Regions from separate parts of the Homo sapiens genome. Here all the other regions are linked to region 2. Evidence: chromatin loops called from intact Hi-C (ENCODE). Cell type or tissue: B cell. All regions are shown on one strand.

The links. Hi-C counts contacts between places; a loop is a spot of excess contacts. Peaks named below come from ENCODE experiments on the same cell type or tissue, not always from the same donor. Only the 100,000 strongest peaks of a DNase experiment are listed, where the experiment ranks them.
Region 1: a loop joins it to region 2, with 12 times the contacts of the local background. A loop is called at or near these places in 86 of 110 quality-filtered maps.
Region 3: it touches region 2 in a loop (5-fold over the local background); 2 of 110 quality-filtered maps call a loop at or near these places.

Annotation. Positions count from the first base shown.
Region 1 is chr9:33,169,991-33,172,490 of GRCh38, reverse strand. The region is part of intron 1 of B4GALT1-AS1 (B4GALT1 antisense RNA 1); the gene reads right to left. It also overlaps a transcript of B4GALT1 not described here. Among named protein-coding and RNA genes, the nearest start is that of B4GALT1, 3.9 kb to the right of the region's middle. In B cell, no CTCF peak of the experiment used is centred here; a DNase peak (open chromatin) is centred at 1,470.
Region 2 is chr9:33,080,053-33,082,552 of GRCh38, reverse strand. No RefSeq gene overlaps it. Among named protein-coding and RNA genes, the nearest start is that of SMU1, 4.6 kb to the right of the region's middle. In B cell, CTCF peaks have their summits at 907 and 1,108 (motif pointing left); a DNase peak (open chromatin) is centred at 1,112; H3K4me3 peaks cover 904 bases; H3K27ac peaks cover 563 bases.
Region 3 is chr9:33,201,471-33,203,970 of GRCh38, reverse strand. No RefSeq gene overlaps it. Among named protein-coding and RNA genes, the nearest start is that of B4GALT1, 35 kb to the right of the region's middle. RefSeq lists an enhancer at 1,605-1,654. In B cell, no CTCF peak of the experiment used is centred here; a DNase peak (open chromatin) is centred at 1,260; H3K4me3 peaks cover 670 bases.

The DNA.
Region 1 (2,500 bases), 90 kb before region 2:
AGAACTGGCTGAAATCAGTTGGAACAAACAGGGCAACTGGGCTGTTCACAGAAAGAGCTTTCTGGTGTCACAACCCAAATTTCCACCACGTTTCATTCTAAATCCCCCTGAATTGCACATGTGACCAGTGAAGAGGCATGAAGAAATAATTGTGCATGACTGAGGACTTTCCAGACCTCCCCTTTCCTTCCACCAGTTACTTACTAATCTCAGAATCCACCCCCCAAAATTTTTCTGATAAAAACACTACCTTAAAGCCAGCCCAGGGAGACTTGAGCCAGCCCAGGGAGACCTAAAGTCACCACAGGGAGATTTCAGCTGGACTCTTCTATCTCCTTGTTGGCCTACCTGCAGTACAAAGCTTTTCTTTTCTCAAAAACCAGGTGTCACAGTATTGGTTTCTAGAACATTGGGCAGTGAGTGCTTTTGCGCTTTGGTCGGTAACACCTGGATCTGATTTAGACAATACTTTGGACCTGAAGTCTTAATTAGTTGAACTTTTGGGGGATTTTAAGAAGACACTAATGTATTTTACCTGTGAGAAGAATCTAAATAATCTGTGGCCATTGGGCAAACTACTGTGGAATAAAGGTGCCTGACAATTCTTTGTCCCTCCTCCCATCAAGAGGTGGAGTCAGCCAGGTGAAATGGCTCATGCTGGTAATCTCAGCACTTTGGGAGGCCAAAGCAGGAAGACTGCGTGAGCTCAGGAGTTCGAGACTAGCCTGAGCAATATCGCAACATCTCATCTCTACTAAAAATTTTAAAATTAGCTGGACGTGGAGGCGCATCCCGGTAGTCCCAGCTACTCGGGAGGCTGAGGCAGGAGAATCACTTGAGCCCAGGAGTTTGACGTTATAGTGACCTATGATCACACCACTGCACTACAGGCTGGTTGATAAAGGAAGATCCTGTCTAAAAAAAAAAGTAAAAACAAGAGGCCGAGCCAGTTTTATTCCCCTTGAATCTGGCCTGCCCTATAAACTTGTTTTAAGCAAAAGAATGCTTTAGAAGTGATGCTAAGGCTGGGCTTTCAGGGATCTCCATCTTCTGTATTTTTGAAATGCTCCTTTTTGGAATGCTTCCTCTAGTTTGTGAGGAAACCCAAGCAGCCACATGGAGAGTCCTTTGTGGAGAGATCCAAGTGGAGAATGAAGGCCCCATGACCCAACCCATTCTGAGTTTCCAGCCCCCAGACAGCCCCAACTGCCATTCACATGAGTGAAGCCATTTTGGAACTTCCAACTGTGCCAGTGCCTCAGCTGACACCATGTGAGGCAAAGCTGCCCAGCCAACTGCAAAACTGCGAGAAATTGTTGCTTCAAAACAGTAAGTTTTGGGGTAGGTGTTACGCTGCAATAGATGACTGAAATAACTGTCTACCATGTGCCGGGCACTATTTGATGCCCTTCTGATCCATGAGGGTAAAAACAGAAATGTAACCTGGCAGGTGCAGAAGAGGGCGCCATAGGAGGGCAGAGGAAGGCCAGCTGCAGGGAGAAGCAGGGAGCTGGTGATTCTGGGCAGATGAGCACATGGATGGGCCAACGGCCAAGCCCCCATGCCAGCTTTTGGCCAATCAGCACTGCAACTTCCTCCTGCATTTGTCTCGCCGGATGGGATTAATTTTTCACCTGACGAAGTAGAGAGTGGAAAAGAGCTGGAGACAGTGGGGAGAAAGGTTGCCTGGGTCTGTCTCACTAGCACCAGTTAATGTCTGGACTGCTGGACAATGTTGTCCCAAAGGTTTCTGGGCCATCTGTATTATTTGTAATTGACTGCTTCTAGGTGCCTGTGGATCAGGGGCAGCTGAGACTAGTGCTCAGGCCTCAGTGGACTCTGCAAGTTCCTGAGGGATAGGCAATCAGCAAGTGTTGTTCCTTTTCCTCGATTTCTGGCCACGTGTGTCCTGGGACAGGTCTGTGATTCTTAATAACCCCCGCAGTCCTGTCTCCTGGCTATCATCTATACCAATGGAAGACACATCCCCATTTCCCCCTCCACTTAATTTTCAGTTGCAGGACTAATCTGACCCACCCTCACTCATTGGCCAGGCCGACTTTACCCCTAGACACAGGATGCTGGGGTCAGCTTCACCTTTACCAACTCCTTGGAGAACTCCACTTTACGTTCTAAACTAAGTTAGCAATAATTTTTCCCTTCTCTCCTTCCCACATCATTAAGATGATCACAGTATTTAAAAAGTATTTTAACAAATATCGGCCGGGCACGGTGGCTCACAACTGTAATCCCAGCACTTTGGGAGGCCGAGGCAGGCAGATCACGAGGTCAAAAGATTGAGACCATTCTGGATAACACGGTGAAACCCCATCTCTACTAAAAATACAAACAAATTAGCCGGGCATGGTGGCAGGCACCTGTAGTCCCAGCTACTTGGGAGGCTGAGGCAGGAGAATGGCGTGAACCCAGGAGGCAGAGCTTGCAGTGAGCCAAGATCACGCCACTGCACTCCAGCCTGGGTGACAGAGTGAGACTCCGT
Region 2 (2,500 bases):
AGTCCCTGGAAAGTAGAAAAGCAGTCTGAGTAGGGAGATGAGAGATGCTATTTTAGAAAAAGGACAACAGTGGGAAAGCACTTTCCCTGTGGGGAAAGTGCAGGTAGCTGCTGGCACTCTTGCGGCCTGGCCCTGTGTATTCTGTTTGTACAGATCCCAGATCAAAGGTGTGCTAAGGGAAGCCTCTGGAACCACAAATGCTAACAAGTCGTGGTGTGGGAAACAGGTCCCCATTTGAGCGCCAGCCTTGAGGGAGGAACCCTTTCTGTGTAAATAAAGGAGATGCTGGCTACACACACCGTAGCAGCTTTGCATCACGGAGGCTGAACTGGCCAATGAGACATGGACAGGGATTTCAGGGGTCCAGACAAAGTGGACTACTGGAGACCAGCCAGCTTCCAGCTGGTGGAGCATGAGCAGGGTACAAGCCCATCTGTGACAGCAGTATCACACTAAAGAGAGGAGTTCCTCACTCCAAAACAGACCAGTTTTAGACTTTATTTTGACTTATAGTATTTATTTTCTTATTGTGGTAAGAAGCATAAATAATAGAAGGGCTTTGACATCTTAATATATAATAATAGGCCAGGTATGATGGCTCACACCTGCAATCCCAACACTTTGGGAAGCCGAGGAGGGAGAATGGCTTGAGGCCAGAAGTTCAAGACCAGCCTGGGCAACATAGCAAGACGCTATCTCTACAACAACAACAACGACAACAACAACAACAATAACAACAAACTCTTACTTAGTGCTCGCTACATGCCAGGCACTGTTGTGTTTTGTATGAATTAACTCATTTAACTCTCATAACTTAAAATTCATGTTCTGCAAAAAGCACATAGAATTATGTGATTTTTTTCTCTGCTTTGCCTTATTATATCCTGTTAGAAGAAACTGGTCTAGTTTAATAGAAAATAAAACGAACCTTTTGCCCCATTTTGGCACTCAAATATTGACTTTCCCTTCTACAGTACTTCCTTTATCCGCAGGACCAAGAATCTCTCTCCCCTCCACCTCTTTTCCTTAACCAGTTAGACATTTGGAGGCTAGGTTTACAATGGTAGTTTTTCTGTGACTGTCCTGCCCTCTGCTGGATTCAAGAGATAGATTGCTGATACATGGACTTATGGGAGGGGGCCCATTTACCGGAAAGCAGGGCGGATCAGGAGACCGGATTTCCCTCGGGGTTACTTTTGTTCACTAGAAATTTGGTCTAGGAGGTTGTGATCCAGCCTGTGAGTATGCGGTGGAAAGATTCTTGGTGAATACAACTGCCTGGTTTAGAGTTTAGAAGTTGTCTGTGTGTGTGCCTGCTTGTTTCTTTATTTATATATGGATGGAGAGATGTGAGAGACCTCATTTGTCTAGTGTTAAAAACAAAATTTCTATACAAATTGATCTTTAGGAATTGGCAAAATTTATCAACTTGTGAACAAGAGATCAGCAAGGTGACAAAAGCTATACTTTTGGGTATGGGAAAAGCATGGAAATGGATGGATTGTTGGAATACAGAATACTTACATAAGCAACCAGTTCAGGAAGGAAAAAAATCCTCCCCAACTAGGTAAAGATTGTAATTTCTTATACATGGTAACAAAAACATCATATTCCACTTTTTTATTACAGAATAAACATGAATGAGGAGGGTTTGCAATGCCAGCAGCATCGACTGTCAATCAGGGGTTAAAAATCCAATATATCGAAGAAGCAAAGGATAGGTATACCTCTGTGGCTGCTTGCTAGTCATGATAAAGTTTCATTTCTCAAGAATGGTGCCCATGATCACATTGACGTGAATGCATAAACCACGGGCACAGCAGCAAATAACAAGTTCTGACTTGAAACAGGCTACTTGGCACCAGGGATTATGTCAAGCAGCATGTGATGCAGACAGAGTATAGTTTACACTCCCCACCCTCCACTGCCCCACGTTTTCTTTCTTTCTTTTTTATTTTTATTTTTATTTTTTGAGACGGAGTCTCACTGTGTCACCCAGGCTAAAGTGCAATGGTGCAATCTCGTCTCAGGCCAACCTCCGCCTTCCGGGCTCAAGCGAATCTCTTCCCTTAGCCTCCTGAGTAGCTGGGATTACAGGCATGTGCCACCATGCCCAGCTAATTTTTGTATTTTTGGTAGAGATGGGGGGGTTTCACTATGTTGGCCAGGCTGGTCTCGAACTCCTGACCTCAGATGATCCACCCACCTTGGCCTCCCAAAGTGCTGGGATTACAGGCGTGAGCCACCATGCCTAGCCTATTTTAATTTTATTATTATTATTATTTTCTTTAGAGACAGGGTCTCACTTTGTCTCCCAGGCTGGAGCGCAGTGGTGCGATCATGGCTCACTGCAGCCTCAAACTCCTGGGCTCAAGCCAATCCTCCCGCCTCAGCCTCCCAAGTTGCTGGAACTACGGGCGTGTGCCACCATGCCAGGCTAATTTTTCTGTGAAGAAGGGGTCTCTTGCTATGTTGTCCAGCCTTGTCTTGAGCTCCTGGT
Region 3 (2,500 bases), 120 kb before region 2:
TCAAAGAAGTTAAAAATATACCCATAGGAGTCAGGTACAGTGGGCTCACGCCGATAGTCCCAGCCACACAGGAGGCTGACGCAGGAGGATCACTTGAGCCCAGGAGTTCATGACACCCACCTGGGCAACGTGGTGAGATCTTGTCTCAAAAAAAAGAACCCAAAGTCAGCAGTGGCAGGGATAGGATCAGCCCCAAGCTTTTCAGTGTCCAGAGTGTGTATTTTTTCCTAAGCACCTTGAGGGAAGCTTGCTCCTTTTGCTGAATTCTTCCTCCTCATCCAGGACATATTGGTCAGAGGAGGGCAAGACCATTGTAGGGTACCAGACCTACTGCTATTTGAATCTGCTTGGCTCAACTCTTATCAATCCTGAAGGCTTTCTGTGGCTGCTATATTTTGATTTAAAACACTGGAAGCTGGGTTTTGATGGGGCCCCAGGAGTGGGGAGCAGGAGAGGTTTCTGAGGGATGCTTATAAGTTTTTTGAGACACTTTCTGTGTTGTAAGCCCAGTATCACTTGCAGAGGCTGCCATATTCCAGAGTAGCAAGAGCACATCCTGGAGATGGGGAGCTGCCAAGGTGAGAGCAACCCCTGCTTGGGCTCAGACATGGGACCCTCACTTTCTCCTTGGATACATGAGACCATTGAGGGGCTAATAAAACCTGAGATTCGTCCCAGCAATTGGCAGACTGGCAAGTGCCAGGCCCTCGTGAGGACCCTCACTTCTTCCCAAGATAGGAGATAAATGGACACTTTATGTCCCCGCAAAGGGTCAGCCACTCAGGGAGGATCCTCTGTGATTGGCTGCTGGTTCTGCTCCCCACAGCTCTGGTGTAAATCTGGGCCATTTCCTTCTCCAGTTTCCCCCATGTGATTCGCCTTTGGCTAATCTCACTACCGTGGGGAGCTGGGAAAACTTCCCTGCACAATAAATCTTTGATTGGGAAGGTGGTTTTATCATTTGAGAGGAAAGAAAGTTGAAGAAGGAGAGGACGTAAGTGACTAGTGTGTTCAGGGAGTGATGTAAGGGATGTGAAAAGGCAGGGAGGGGTTCCCAGCTGAGCACAAGGTGACAAGAAACGGATAAACCTGGGACTGCAGGGCGGGGTTGAGGAGGTGCCAAGGGGAAGAATCCCAGAGGCACATCAGGAAAGCTAGCCAGGGGCCTGAGTGCAGAAAAGGGCGAAAGAGCTTTCAGATAGAAGAGAAACCAACACACATACTGTGGTTCCCTTTCCTCCCCAGAGGACAAACTGTGGTCTGCTTTGACGTCAGCTATGCAGATGTGCTGAGGCTGTTCGGCATGTTGGTTCCAGGCCTGGGATGCAGCCGGCAGCACCAGAGGCGGGGAGGGAGGGGACACTAGGGGCAGCCTCTCGCTGAAGGATGCCCAGAGGCACCCCAGTGTGGAGCAGCCCAACGGGAAGGACTTAACAGCATCTACTCTGGCTGAGCCTAAATCATCCTCCAGCCTCCTTTATTCCAGGTTCCCACTATCCCCTTGTTTCTGAGACAGCATCAGCATTTCCAGGGCTATGAAGGCCACAGCCACCAGATGGGCTGCAACACTGAATGACATTGGATATCCCAGGCCACCCTTGCTCTGTCTGCCCTGGTCCTAAAAGTAGAGAAAAGCCAGGAAAACCCTCCATGGAGCCCACAGCCTTCACTGTCTCCTGATCACCATGTCATGCTGCTCAAAGTGGTTGACAGTACTTGCTCCCTCTACTTTCTCGATTCTCATTCTCCCAGCAGTCTCTAGTCTAGCTTCTGCCCTGCCCCTTCTACTGAAACTGCTCTTGCTAATGTCATCAACAGTCTAGGGCCAAATCCAGGGGCCACTTCTCAGGCCTTACTTTTTCTATCAGCTATTGCCTGTTGATTATACTCTTTTTTTTTTTGGAGACAAAGTCTAGCTCTGTTGCTCAGGCTGGTATGCAGTGGTGTGATCACGGCTCACTGCAGCCTTGTCCTCTTGGGCTCAAGCGATCCCGCCTCAGCCTCCTGAGTAGCTGGGACTATAGGCATGTGCCAGCATGCCTTTCTAATTTTTTTTTTTTTTCTAGTAGAGATGGGGTTTTGCCGTGTTGCCTAGTCTGGTCTTGAACTCTTGGACTCAAGCAATCCACCCGCCTCCATCTCCCAAAATGTTGGGATTACAGGCGTGAGCCATTGCACCTGGCCTCAGGTTCTTCCTAACTCAAAGCTCTGCCAACTCCTAGGGTGTAGCCCTCAACCTCCTAGTCTAAGACGGTACCATCTCATGCTCCAAACAGCACAATGGAGGGAGGAAAAAAGATGAATGTAAAGGACATGATCCTACTTTCTCTCAAAGATTCCTAGAAGCTGCTATGTGACATTTCCACTTTTTGTTTTTTTTTCTGAGTCGTAGTCTCACTCTGTTGCCAAGGCTGGAGTGCAGTGGTATGATCTCAGCTCACTGCAACCTCTGCCTTTCAGGTTCACGCCATTCTCCTGCCTCAGCCTCCGGAGTAGCTGG